Linked DNA regions of Homo sapiens: region 1 is linked to region 2. The links are chromatin loops, found by intact Hi-C in ENCODE. Cell type or tissue: endothelial cell of umbilical vein. All regions are shown on one strand. Links, peaks and the distances in the headings refer to the core of each region. The heading gives the core; the rest is flanking DNA.

Region 1 (7,143 bases), core at 3,002-5,501, 66 kb after region 2:
ATAAAAACAAAGCTTTTCTTAACAATAACAAGACGTAGCTCAAGACCTAGCTCAGTTTGCTCTCCCCACTCCCCAAATCTTCTTGGATCTCCTTCCTCTACTCTAGTGAAAATTACTGTCTGTACCATCCCCTTGGCAATTAATCATTTTCCACTTGGCAATGAGCTAAACTGTCCTATCATTAATTATCTTTCCACCTGTATCCCTAACTAAATCATAGCTGCTTCACAGCAGAGACCACTTCTCATAATCTTTGAGGAGTCTGCAGAAGACCAGGTGATTAGATCCACAAACTCGGAGGAGGTGCAGCAGTCCGGCTCCCCCTTACCTGCGTAGGCATTGGCCTGCTGCAGAAGGTCAGTGCAGGTGTGTACATCTGCAAATGCACGGATGCCCAGGCAATTGGTGGGATGCAACTGAGACTGCAGGAAGTCACAGCAGTTCTGCCGAACATCCATGAGCTGCAGCAAGCTGGCTGCCGGGAGCAGCACCTGCAAGAGAAGGTGACATTCTCAGATATTGGATCCCACTGGCAGAGACTCATCTGCCTTTTCCTATCATATCACTCCCATGCTCAAGATCTTTTCATGGCTCTCCACTGCCCGCCAGTAAGTCCAAACTTCCTAGCCTGCTTTCCAGCCTTATTTCCCACTACTCTGCCCTTCACGGACCCTAAACACCAGCAGATTCTCTGTATCCCTACAGCCATGCTTCCCAGTCTTTAATCCCTGGGGATCTTATTAAAATGCAGATTCTAATTCATTAGGTCTAGGATGGGATCTGAGAGCCTGCATTTCTAATAAGAACTCAAGTGATGCTTGCAGTTGCTGGTCCACAAACCACACTTTGAGTAACAAAACTCTACACACACACACACACACACACACACACACACACAATGGTTCTCATACTGGGCTGCACACTGGTATTACCTTAAGAGTTTTAAAACTACTGATGTCTAGGTCTTGCCCTAAAAGAATCTAACTCAATAGGTATGGAGTGTGGCCTGGACATTAAGATGTTTTTTAAAGCTCCCCAGGTGCTTCTAATGTACAGCCACGTTTGAGAGCCACTGTCCCACAACCTTCAGTGTACTGTCCTCATTCAGAAAGGTACTTAATGAATGATTAATTACTGAACATCTATGTGCCAGGCACTAGTTTAGGCTCTGGGATTCAGGGGTAAGCAAGAGAAACCAGATCCTGTTCTCCTGGAGCTTAGAGTCTACTGGAACAAGATTCATTCCAAATCCCTCAGGACTCAGGCAACGACACTTTATTCTCCCATCAAACAGATACAAAGCAAAGAACATCTTTAGGTACATTCTTAGAGAAAGGAGAGCTAAGTTTCCATTTAAAAGGTCACAGGACACATGACTATTTATACTATATCCTGAAAGACAGAAATAGTTCTTGCTCAGGTGTATATGCATGTGTTTTTCCTAAGGGTCAGGGAAGACTGGCTTGAGCAGGCCCGCTGGGTGCTCAGACAGCCAACCTCTATCAATTTTCCCTAGGACTTTCCCTCAGCTGCTGAAGCCTGCCTCTAGATCAAACATACAGGACAAAAGGCCAAAGTCCTGTCCCACTCCAGCTCTGCTACCCTGCCCTTCACCTATGGAAGCAGCAGGTAGTCTGAGAATGATTTTCCAAAAAGAAATTTAGAAAAAAAATCACACTACAGAATAGCTTGATTTAAGGCTGCTTATCTTGGGGACCCTGGCATCCACTTCACCCCAAAATAATCCCCTTGCCCCAGGCCTTTGCTCTCAGCTGCTGCCCTGGCTCTGAGAGAGTGACTGAGCCAGCTACACTCTAGCTGTTCCCAGCCACAAGGGCTTGCCCAGGAAGATATGGGCTGCAGATGCATTTGTTTTCTTGATTCAGGACACTTGAAAAAGACTTCTTTTTTTTTTTTTTAAGTGCTTTAAATTCTGGACTCTTTCTCCCAAGACAGCTCTGAGTCCTCAGCTCTGACTCTCATCACTTTTATGTACTCAGGCCAAAAACTCTGCCCCACTGCCCATTTGGGGGCTTTGTCCCTCCACTGGGTTTACCAACAGTCCTAGTTTTTCCAGGACTGGGGGTTTCCCAGGACTTTCAGGGCTAAAAATGGGACAGTCGGTCACCCTTCATTATCCCTGCCCACAGACAATAACCACCAAGAGCCACCACTATCAGTGCTCGAACTCCTGAGCCAAATGCCTACGCTCAACAAGGAAAGCTGCTCCTACCCACAGGCTTACACTTCTCTCTCACGACAGCTGAGTTCTAGAAAACGTGCTCCTTTTCCCTTCCTCCATCCTCTCTTCCACTATCCTATATCCCCAGCAGGAAAACAGTAAATTAACACCATGTCTGTGATATTTTCTGAACCACTAATACATTCCTGAGAAAGAAAAAGATAAAATCACCCTCTTCTGAAAGTTTTGGACTATAAATGAACACAGCCAGGATCCAAATCTAACCACCTGAACTCTCTCCCCACTAAGCAGCCATCATCTCCTCTAAGCAGCCATAAACTGGGAAACTCAATTAACCTGTGAGCTTGCTCAGCCCGGCCGAACAGATTCCAGGACCAGATTAGTCTCTGCCTGCTAGTCAAATGGGGATCCATTAACCATTCTTGCTGAATGCACACCAGGAATAAAAAGCTCTGCTCCCAGTCTCCAAATGACCTCCATGACACCCCCTGGCCAGTATCAGCTAGAGTTAAGACTGGTGTCAAGGCCATAGGTTGACCAATCATGCTGATTTACCTGGGACTTTGCCATTTTTACCACTGAAAGTCCCCCTCTCAGAAGGCCCCTCGCTTCTGGGCAAAATAGGATAGGTGTTCATCCTAGGGAGGAGTAACCTCTAACCAGTGACCCTCAGAAGCCCTGAGGGAGAGGAAGCCATCAAATGTTGGCCAGCACAAACCCTACTCAGAGGTGTGGTAAACTCCAAAAGGGCCAGATGTGAGAAGAGGCAGGAATTCAACAGCAACCCTCTCCCCACCACCCACCATCCAAGAGGATTTCTGAGAGTCCAATCTGCCCTCAGACTGCATTCCAGCGAGCTCCCCAACCCCATACGCATATACAAGATCATGCCAGTGACACACAGTCCCTTCCCCCTTCCCCTCTTCCAAGGAGACAGCAGCACAGTGTGGTGCTTAAATTCTCAAGCTCATGACAACCAGCCAGAGAAATGAAATAATAAATATTTCCTGAATATACTCCTTAGGTTACACTTTCCATTTTTAAAACCTCCCTGGATAGAGCTACCCACATGGCTTTCAACTTCCCTACTGTTCACAATACCCACTTAGTAGGCAAAAATTATAAGGCTTTCTACCTCTCCACACCCCTTATCCTGTTTGAGTCCACTCCTACCCAAAAGCCTTCCCAAACCGACTTCCTAAAATGAATGGGCCTTCTGGTTTCTCTAGTTGCTCTTTCCCTCTCTTTGACTCTGAGACTAGCTTAGAGTCAAAGGCCATTTTCTTCCTTCTACTTGCTTCATACAGAAAAGTGTGGGAAAAAAAAGTCAAGGAAATCAGAATGCTGAAGGGAAGGCTTGGAGGCTGGAAGATGTATCACTGCTCAGACTCTGGGTCTCAGGGATAAATTAGGGCCCCATCCAATGGGGTTCTGGGATCTAGACACAAGTACAAAATACATTCCCAGAGGCCCTGAAAGAAAAAAGAGCAATACATCCATGAAATGACTGTCTTCAGTTCCCTCTCCCCACATCAACAGGGCTTTGAGAGGACTTCCTCTTCTCTTATCTTGCCTGAAACTCTACTTCTTCAAAGCAGCAGCAGTGACAAGATTATGAACAAAAGGCCAAGTGCAGGTCCTCAGCTCTGAAGCAAGACCATCCTCATAGAATAACTAAGGCAGTACTGCCTGGTCCCTGGAGGGAGGAGGCTGAGATCAGAGGAGTAGTTGGCCAAATCCACCCATCAGGATGGAAGATTACCGTAAGTCAAAAATCTTCTAGCTTGCCTTCTGCCACCTCAGCATTACAGTTCTTGGAAAACAGGCCCTGAAATGGCCCCCAGCAAGAGTCTACAGGTTACCCTTCAGCTTGCAATGGCTTCCCCTCCATTTTTCATGTGCAGGCCCCGTTTTGTTTTTTTTTCTTCCTCAGATAACATGAAAACACAGCAGAGGATATCCTGCCACAGAGTTTGCTTCCTCTAGCAAAAACAAAAGGAAATGCCCTGCCTCAGAAAGCACCTTCTCCTGGAATTGCAGGGAGGCAGGGCCATGCACAGAGGGAGGGCATCAGCCAGGGGGCGCAGGTGTTGGGGCCACCCAGGGTCTCTGCCCCAATCACACAGTGGGTCTGGCACAGAATCAGTGCCACATAAAGAAAGAAAGGAAAAGAGGTGGGGGGGTATATAGATGAACAGGAAAGCTGGCAGAACAGCACTGTGATTAAGCGTCATTTTGAATTTTGACTCCTCCACTTACCAGCCATGCAACTGAGGACAAATTACTTAACCTCTCAATGCCTCTGTCTCCTCAAAAATAAAATGAGGACAATAAGGTTTGTTATGAGGATCAAATGAGAAAAATTTAAAGCAGTTAGCACAGTGCTTGGTACATAGGAAGTGCTCAGTTGATGTTAGTTTTTATTATTGTAAATAATTATGAGCCAAAGTCAAGGTTCTGATCATTCATTTCATGAGAAACTAGAATTCATCATAGCCACAGAGCACAGTGAGTCAGAGGGGGCTGGCTTCAGCTTCCAACTCTACCACTTACTCTCTATGTGACCGTGGCAGTTTATTTAACCCCTTTGAGCACCAGTTTCTTCAGCTGTAAAGGAGGAATCATATTGGTATGGTCCAATGGGTGATTATAAAAATTGAATGGAATAATGCATGTGAATTGATGGGCACATGCTTGCTTATAAAAGTATGACTGCTGGTACCTCCACCACGGAACAGGAACTCAGGGTCCCTCCAAGGTACGTGTGCCTGGGAAGGGACTCCAGGTGTAGCTCTCACAGCCATTTAACCAAGCCCCAGATCTCTGACCCTTGTTTCTAAGGCTTTCAGGAAAGCCCCAGTGCCTCCATGCTCATCTCCTCGGTGCACCAAATCCTCAATACCTCCTGTCTTCACAGACAACCTGTGAGCAACCGCCTCAGCAGATACATAACAGCATGAAGAAGAATCCATGTTTTTATCCAAACTCTCTTCTTCCCAATCTTTTTTTTTTTTTCTTTTTGGAGACAGAGTCTCGCTCTGTCATCCAGATTGGAGTGCAGTGGTGCAGTCTCAGCTCACAGCAACCTCCGCCTCCTGGGTTCAAGTGATTCTCCTGCCTCGGCCTCCCAAGTAGATGGAATTAAAGGCACCTGCCACCACGCCCAGCTAATTTTTGTCTTTTCAGTAGAGACAGGGTTTCACTGTGTTGGCCAGGCTGGTTTCGAACTCCTTACCTCAGGTGATCTGCCTGCCTCAGCTTCCAAAAGCGCTGGGATTATAGGTGTGAGCCACCATGCCCAGCCCCTTGCCAATCTTTCTTGTTTTTTCTCCAACATCACCCTTGACCTAACCACAGTTTAAAGTGAAGAGATTAAAAGTCCCCAAACAATGAGGTTCAGAGAATTTTCAGTTTGGTGAATGCATCCACATGCTGGGAGGGTGACATAACCCAACCTCATAAGACAGAAGCTTCTGGACTCAGGACCACCAAACAGTGAACATTATGTCCACATAAACTGTACCTTGCTTTATGTACCTCTTAATCCTAACCAGGCAATAAGGATCCAGAGTAGAATATCTTCTAATTATCCAAGTTTGTAAACACTTTGTATTTTACAGGAAAAAAAAGTTATTAAATAAATACATGATGAAAAGAGCAAAGAGAGCTGGTTCCAATTATAGACTTCTACTACCTCCCCTCTACTCATTTTATGCCAAATTACTTTGCACTTACTGTTAGTACCCAAAAGTTATTCACCTGTTTGAATTCTGAGATGAGACGATGACCTGGGGAGAATAGGAGTCACCTAAGCTCCCAGCTTTTCCTTCACAAGATTTTGAAGACATGAGTTAAAGATCTTCTACTCCCGGGGCCCAGGCTCATTCAGGGATATCATGGCCTAGTGGCTAAAAGCATGGGTGCCCAAGCCAGGAAGGCATGAGTTTGAGGACCAGCTCGACCACCTCCTGGCCATGTGGCCCAGGGCAGGTCACCTGACCTCTCTGGAGCTTTAGTTTCCTCTTCAGTAACCAACTGAATTGTTGTGAGGGTTAAATAAAATAACGCTGTAAAATGGTGGGTCCTGAGTGTGCAATACACTGAGCTATTAGTGAGCCTGAGTTTACCTGGACATTCTCTTCAGTCACCTCGATTTCAGCAGTATAGATGTAGTCAATCAGCTTACTCAGCGTCTGCCCATCCACGTCCTTGATTTCTATCTTTTTGGCTTTACTCTCAGACATGTCACCTAGAGTTTACAACAAAAACAAAATGACATAAATGTGGTACCTGGGATATGTTTACCTTCCAGATGGTCTCCTGCCCTGTCTTGGAAACATAAAAGCACTTCCTGGGCTCCAGGAGGCAGCAGAAGGGATTCAGGCACAGAAGAGGATAAACCAGGTAACATCAAGGTCACATCAGCTTTGGGTCTGTGATCACCTACAAACCCAGCCTTAAGCATTCCTTACTCTATCTATTGCCCACTTCCATTGTGAAGGCAAATCTGTGTGCAATCACTCATTTAACCAACATTTACTGTAAACTTCCATATACAAGGCCAGAAAAAGTGAACAAGATATGCACCTGTCCTTAAGGAACACAAGTCTAGTAAGGCAGATATACAAAAGTGTTTATAAACAGAGGTGATAAGAGCTTAGTAGACAGTTATACACAAAGTATTGTGATAACAACAATAATAAGTAACATTTCTTGAGAGCTAACTATGGCCACACACTTAAGCACTTTAAAGTCTTTTAATCCTCACAACAACCTTGAGGTTTATTAATATTATTGCCATTTTACAGATGAAGAAACTGAGCACAGGAGGGTAGGTAATTCATTTTGCCCACAGTCACACACCTAGGAAAGGCCAAGTTGGGTTGAAACCCAGGGAGTCTGACTCTAGAGTCCATATTTGTAACCACTACGCTATACTA
Region 2 (7,143 bases), core at 3,097-5,596:
GGGGCAGGGGTTAATAAGTGCTAATTATCAATATCTGTCATGAGTGCAGAATGAAGGAGTGGTGGCCATGTAACAATTACCTGTCATCCCTGGAGGAGGCACTCAGGCCCAAGTTAAGCAAGCTCACATCCCCTCATCCCACTGGCCCACCCAACCCTCATTCCCCCAGTGTGTTGGAGGCCTCTCGGATGGGCATGGAGATGGCACACACTGACCTGCATAGCTCCGCCCCGTGCTCATGTTCGTTGGAAGCAGCGTCCATTTGTCAGTGACAGGATTGTAGTACTCCACCGAAGCCAAGTTGCAGGATCCATCATCCCCTCCAACCACATACAGGAGCCCATTTACTGCACAGACCCCTGTGAGTCAAACAAAAGCCATGGGAGACATCACAGCAGGTGCACTAAGAGATCAGAATTGATCAAGAGACAAATCTGGATAGCCTGGGAGGCTCTTTTCCTCCCTTCATGGCAATACAACAGAGATTTGGCTCCACAGGTTTGAGTTTGCTAAGTGAAAGAAAATATTGACAACAGCCACTGGGCTCCAAGGATCCTTCTTCCTAACAGGATCATTTCTCTGACCAGGGAGTTTTGATTACTTATAACGTGTATGCCCCCCGCCACACACATACCTATACTATAAGTATGTAGAGCATATGGGCACAGACCCCTCTTTAATGGAAAGGTGTATACAGACCTCCTGTGCCAGGCCTGAGCTAGGGAATAAGACAATTCAGGGGACTTCATGCATGCTACTCCTTCTCTGCTGCTAAGTTTTTCCCTGATAAGCCCTATGTTATATTCACACTGTGTGATGCTGATGGTTATGTCTCTAATCCCTTTACAAGACTGGGTCTACATTCACACACAACTCCCAGGGATGCAGAACAGCTCCTACTCTGATCTCAAAGGGAGATGGATTTTGGGCAAGGTCTCATACAGCAGGGTCTAAGGCATAGGAAAATGTAATGAATTATTGCTCATTAAGACTTTCAAAGGCCACAGTCCAATATGTTGTGTATTTTTTCAAAATTAGATTAAGGGATTGGTGATACTCTAAAAAGTAGTAATTATCAGTGTTGCTGAAGGTACTCTCAAATACTGGTGAGACGAAAAAATGGACACCCTCCTGGATGGCGTCTAAAATACATGTGCTTCCTCTGATTAAAAAATTCTACTTCTGGCCAGGCACAGTGGCTCACACCTGTAATCCCAGCACTTTGGGAGGCCAAGGCAGATGGATCACTTGAGCCCAGGAGTTCAAGACCAACCTGGGCAACATGGTGAAACCCTGTCTCTACAAAAAATACAGAAATTAGCCAGGCGTGATGGCGCATAACTGTGGTCCCACCTACTCAGGAGGCTGAGGTGGGAGGATCTCTTGAGCCCAGGAGGCAGAGTTGCAGAGCCAAGATTATGCCACTACAATCTAGCCTGAGAGAGCGAGATCCTGTCTCAAAAAAAAAAAAATCCATTTCTGGCCTTTTATTCTAAAGAAATAATTTTAAATGTGTGTACTAATTTAGCTATAAAGACCATTTATAATCACTCAAGTATTACTTATAGGATAGAAAAGATGGAAATAACCTGTGTCCAATAGTAGATTGGTTGTTTAAATTATGATATAGTCATTTAAAATAATATCATATAAATAAGTTTAGTGTTGTAATAAGACGTTCATGAGAGATTGTAAAGTGAGTTTTTTTAAAAAACAGGTTATAAAATAGTGTTATAGTGTAATTCCATTTTTGTTATTAAAAAATAGAAATATCTATGTATGAATTTTATACAAACACACATTTACATCTAAACTGAATTCCCAGGTTCTAGATAGACTAGCTGCCTTAAGGGTCCTGTAATTCTTTGCTCATGTGGCTTAAAGCCAAATGAGAACTTGGCAGCAGGCTTAGGCAATGAGTAAATTAGTAAATATCACCACCCCCCCCCCCGGTTTACACTTCCAAGTCAGCCACGAATGGGCTTAGCAAACAGGTAATATGAGAATAATGAAAATGGATCTGCCTGAAAGTCACCTGTGTGTCCTTCCAGCCTGGGAAGTTGGGCTAAGCCAACACTTTCCTAAAGCAAAGAGGCATAAAGGATATACTGACACAGTACACGACCCACAAGGCAAAGCTCAAAAAGGAAATAGCTTAAAAGGGGCCTCATGCTCCAAGAAATATAAACCTAAATACACTACAGTAAATCTTTCCTACAGGAAGGCATAGGAGACAAGAAGGAAAGCAAAGACAGGAATACAAAGAAAGCAATAAGGAAAGGAGAACTCATCAAGGGTCCAACTGTCCCTGCAAGGAAGGAGACTGCTTTCAAGTAGGAAGTGAGAAGTTCTCCTAGCCAGGCACTGGCAAAGAAAAGATAGAACCAAGTGCCATTGTCTGGCCCTTGTCCACAGAGCCCTGTCCTTAGCTACCTACTAAAGCTGTTGGGCAGCGGGCACTGATGGCAACCAGAGGACTTTCCCAGGTCTGTGCTCATCTGTGTGCGGTAAAAGTCATCACCCTTCACTGCGGGGAAAGGGGATCCTCTGCATCTAGGTTGCAGGATCTGCAGCTAGCTTTTGGGGTCTCAATTTCTCCCCTCCTCTAATCAAGAGCCCACCTGGCAAATGCACACTCCCTGTTCAGGATATACGCTCAGCTCCAGACCCTGGGAAATCTCCCTGCTGTTTAGAGCCAGTGTCTTCAGGGAGAAAAGGCACACAACCCCCAAAGGGGAGATGGAGAGAGCAGTCATTACCTGCGTTGCGCCGGCACATGTTCATGTCTGCCACTTGCTTCCAGGTATTTGTTCCAGGATCGTAAACCTCAACGCTCTTCCTCACCAAAGGCCCATCATGCCCACCTGTGGCGTACAGCTGTCCGCTAAGCACTCCAACCCCTGAAAGGCAGAGCACAGCATCCCAGCCTCATGCTGACTACAGTAACCAGAAATCAGGAGGCCTGGCATCCAGTCCTGGACAGCCCTGACCAGTGAGGGGACTTGGGGAGTGCCATTTTGTCTCCCTGGACCTCAGTGTCCTCATCTGTAAAACAAATATAATGACACCCTACCTGCCTCCTCATAAGACTAGCAACCTCAAAACTTTGAAATATAATGCAAATGTGACCCAAATTCTGTTTTTAAAAAACATTAAAAAATATATATATATATATACACACACACAGACAGACAGACATACATACATACATACATACATACATACATACATACATACGGGAGAGGATGTTCATAAGCAAAGAAAAAAAGACAAAAAATACTGAAATAAATCCATTAAAATATTAAGAATAATTATTTCTGAGTGGTAAATTACATTCATTTTCCTTTTTTGCCTATCTATATTGCCTAGTTTTCCTACAATGCTGTATTACTTACTCATCCTTATATTAGTTGAGTAAAAAGAGTTAAAAATTGAAACTAGCCACACAGCAAAAGTGCTGAAATTATCATCAGGGAGGCCTCCCTGCTGGTCGTGTAAGCAGAAGCTGACCTTTCTGCCCACTTCTCTCCTCCTGTACTGCAGAGGGCATTATCAGATCACTCACCGTGTTGATCAGCCTGAGCTGAGTGCTAGAATTGCTTCGTTTACAAGTTTTAGTATAATCTTTTAAAATCCTTTTATACAACAAGAAGATGAAAGCCATAAAGAAGGAAGACAGCACAGTATCTAGAAAGTGCAACTGACCTGGTAGCTAGGACACCTGTGTTCTGGACCTGTCTCTCTGACTTGCTCACTGGGTGACCCTTCCCCTTTCTGGGCCTCAGTTTCCCTATTTGTAAAGGGAAAGAGTTGTACTAGATCAGTAGTTCACATGGACCACAGACTTCTCCACTCCATGGGCAGGCTGCATCTCAATCGACTGGGAAGCTTTTTGAAAGACAGATTCCACACTGGTCAGGAGTCAGAAAAAGTTCCTCAGGTGACTGGGATGTGCAGAAAGTTCCTCAGGTGACTGGGATGTGCAGTCAGGTTTCAGACCCAAGAACCAGACTTGTAGACTATAACTCCATATGGATGAGGACTGTTTTTACCTTGTCCTCGTCTGCTTCCCTGTGCTCCACAGCAGTAGGTTCTCAAGAGATATTGCTTGAATAACAAAAATATAAATTAATAAAATCCCTCCCAGCAATTATGCAGGTATGCTAGTAGCTCCTAGCAGTTGCTCTAAACTAACAGCAGATGGTGCTGTTGTACCAACAATGGCTCTCTCTAACTGACAGGTTTAATAAAATTTGTTGAGTTCCAAAGCTGCCTCACCTTCCTTTCCTCCATGCTCAGCAGGAACACGCATTCCCTGAGAGATGGCCTCTTTTTTCCCCTAACCATCTGGTGGCATTGCCCACACCCTGCTGAGGAAGCGAGCTGCGTTCCAGGCACTCAGGCAACTCTGCCTCTGCCCTAGTGCAGCCTCATCCATAAACATTCATGCAGCCGTTTCCTGGACCTAGAGCCACAGGGGCTCCTGGCACCTCAAAGGGCCTCAGGCAGCCAAAGGCCAGGGCCTTTGGTCTCTGGGTCTTCAGCCAAAAACACCCACCTCGACATGCATGTGGGTTCCCAACTCCAGAGGTGAGACTTGCCCAAATCTTACGAAAGTGAAGCACTGAAGAAAGGCTGACCTGGGAGCCTGAGGCCAGGGCTCTGACAGTAACCTCAGGAAAAAGGCTTGGTTTTGATTTCCTAAATCAAGGTCAGTGTGCCTCCCAGGGACACTGGACTCCCAGGCAATAGAGGTGTCACCCTCCAGGTCCTCCAGTGTAGGTAAGAGACAGGACTAGGGCCAGGTGATGTCCACCCAGCAATAACCATTTCAGCAGCGTGGCAGAGACAAAGCAGCTGTAGTCTCCAAAGGCGGCTCCCTCCACAGAGACAAGCCTGAGCTTCCTAAGGCAGGTCTGCCCTCCAACTTCGTGCCTGGCTGCCTCCCCAGGCTTTCGGCCCTAGGAGCAGTCACACATCTCAGGGTGTGCTGCCCCAGGCATGCTGAGCTCTCACCCTTACGTCACAACAGAGGATTTCTAGGGAGTACGAAGACTCTACCAAAACTTTAGAAACCAAAATGTCTGAAAGAGGTTTATGACGGGAAAAGAATCATGGGATTTGTGGATCGACTTGGTTCTTAGGGAACACCTACTACAACCCTACAACCCACTCATTTCACATATAAGGAATTAGAGGCCAGAATAAGGGAAGGGATTTGCCCAAGGAAGGTCATATGGCAAATGACAGCAGACCCAGCACCAAGTCCCGGGCCTCCTGACTTCCAGGCAATGGCCCCACGTTCAGGAAGGGCCAACCTGTCAGAATCAGCAGAGACAAAAATTCTCTAAAAATAGCACTCCAAACACAAACACTTCTTAAATGGAATCATGCAGATTTTATTTTTGAAACCAGTGAGCACACAAAGGCTCTTTAAAAATATTAAAATAGCATACTTTTTAAAGAATGATGAGGAAGTGGTCATATGTTTGGTACTATAAAACGAGATCACAACTCAATCTCCAAAAATACAAAAAAAAAAAAAAAAAAAAAGAGAGAGAGAGAGAGAAAGGAATAACATTGCGGGAATGTGGCTTCCCTTCTCAGAAGTCACACAGTCTTCCCGCCAGGATCAGATTGGTAATCAGTCACCACTGACCACAGGAACCAGCAGTAAAGAGCCAGTGGACTGATGCCTCTGTCTGCCCTCAGACCCTTCCCTTTGGGCCTCTAAGACAATGGATGGGAAGACAAAGCAGGGGAGAAGGGGCTGTTGCTCTGCTTCCTGAAAAATCCCAAAGGATCATAGAGCTTCTGGTTTTCTGACAAAAAGTAGAAGTGGAAAACCTTTTGAAAAGTCATTTTCTTCACATGTTGGGGAATAGGTTGAAGTGAGGAAAAGTGGGAGTGGGGGACATAAGTTATCTCCAGACATGAACACTAATAGCTTGGCTTTCAATTCCAGACAGGCAAGCTCAGCTTTGTCAACTGAAGACTTGTCCTACTACTTCAGAGGAATAAGACTGATAATTTAGGGATTTAAAAAGCTAACTCTGGAGTCAGCATTACTAATTATATGACCTTGGGCAAATTACTCAACCACTGGCAGACCTCCTTTCTAAATCTGATAAGTGCAATTCATATTGTATCCACCTCGTAGGGCTGCAGTGAGGATTAAATGGATTGAGGCATAAAAAGTACTTGTTAGGACAGTGCCTGGCACATAGTAAGCCTTAACTTTCAAAAGATATAAACACCTTCATAGAAACATAAGGTATGATGAGGAGGAGCGTATTATCTCATCCATTCTCTAGTGATCCCCCAGGAAAGGTTAACTTATAAAGTACTGTGTCTAGCTGCAAAGGTGCTAGTAGGATTATATACAGCAAAATGAAAGGAGGAGGAGGAGGTAAAATAAAATGTTAAGTTGTTGAACCAATACCCACTCATGACTGATTAAAGAAATCACAGATTACACAAACTGGAAAAACATCCCATATTCATGGATTGGAAGAATCAATATCATTAAAATGACCATATTCCCTGAAGGAATCTACAGATTCAACACAATTCCTATCAAACTATCAACATCATTCCTCATAGAATTAGAAAAAACAATCCTAAAGTTTATACAGAACCAAAAAAGAGCCCGAATAGCCAAAGCCAATCTTAACCAAAAAGAACAAAGTCAGAAGTATCACATTACCTGACTTCAAATTATATTACAAGGCTATAGTAACTAAAACAGCATGGTGCTGGTACCAAAAATAGACACAGAGAACAATGGAACAGAATAGAGAACCCAGAAACAAAGCCACATACCTATAACAAGCTGATCTTCAAAAAAGTCGACAAAAATAAAACAATGGGGAAAAGACTCTCTATTCAATAAATGGTGTTGTATGTGGCTAGCCACATACAGAAAAATGAAACTAGACCTCTATCTCTTACCATATACAAAAATTAACTGAAGATGGATTAAAGACTTAAATATAAGACCTGAAACTATAAAAGTCCTAGAAGAAAACCTAGAAAAAACTCTTCTGGGCATTGGCCTAGGCAAACAATTTATGACTAAGATGCCAAACGGAAAGTGCAACAAAAACAAAAATAGACAAATGGGACTTAATTAAACAAACAAAA

The links. Hi-C counts contacts between places; a loop is a spot of excess contacts. Peaks named below come from ENCODE experiments on the same cell type or tissue, not always from the same donor. Only the 100,000 strongest peaks of a DNase experiment are listed, where the experiment ranks them.
Region 1: a loop joins it to region 2, with 4 times the contacts of the local background. A loop is called at or near these places in 1 of 110 quality-filtered maps.

Annotation. Positions count from the first base shown.
Region 1 is chr5:137,691,957-137,699,099 of GRCh38, forward strand. It overlaps KLHL3 (kelch like family member 3), which reads right to left. Exons shown (of 15, transcript NM_017415.3): 4 at 6,331-6,452; 5 at 329-491. Among named protein-coding and RNA genes, the nearest start is that of KLHL3, 41 kb to the right of the region's middle. RefSeq lists an enhancer at 2,322-5,282 and a silencer at 3,510-3,710. In endothelial cell of umbilical vein, for the core only: a CTCF peak has its summit at 4,264; DNase peaks (open chromatin) are centred at 4,175 and 4,625; H3K27ac peaks cover 2,104 bases.
Region 2 is chr5:137,625,538-137,632,680 of GRCh38, forward strand. It overlaps KLHL3 (kelch like family member 3), which reads right to left. Exons shown (of 15, transcript NM_017415.3): 13 at 2,760-2,900; 14 at 216-359. Among named protein-coding and RNA genes, the nearest start is that of MIR874, 19 kb to the right of the region's middle. RefSeq lists a silencer at 4,115-4,284 and an enhancer at 4,671-5,421. In endothelial cell of umbilical vein, for the core only: a CTCF peak has its summit at 4,187 (motif pointing right); a DNase peak (open chromatin) is centred at 4,234.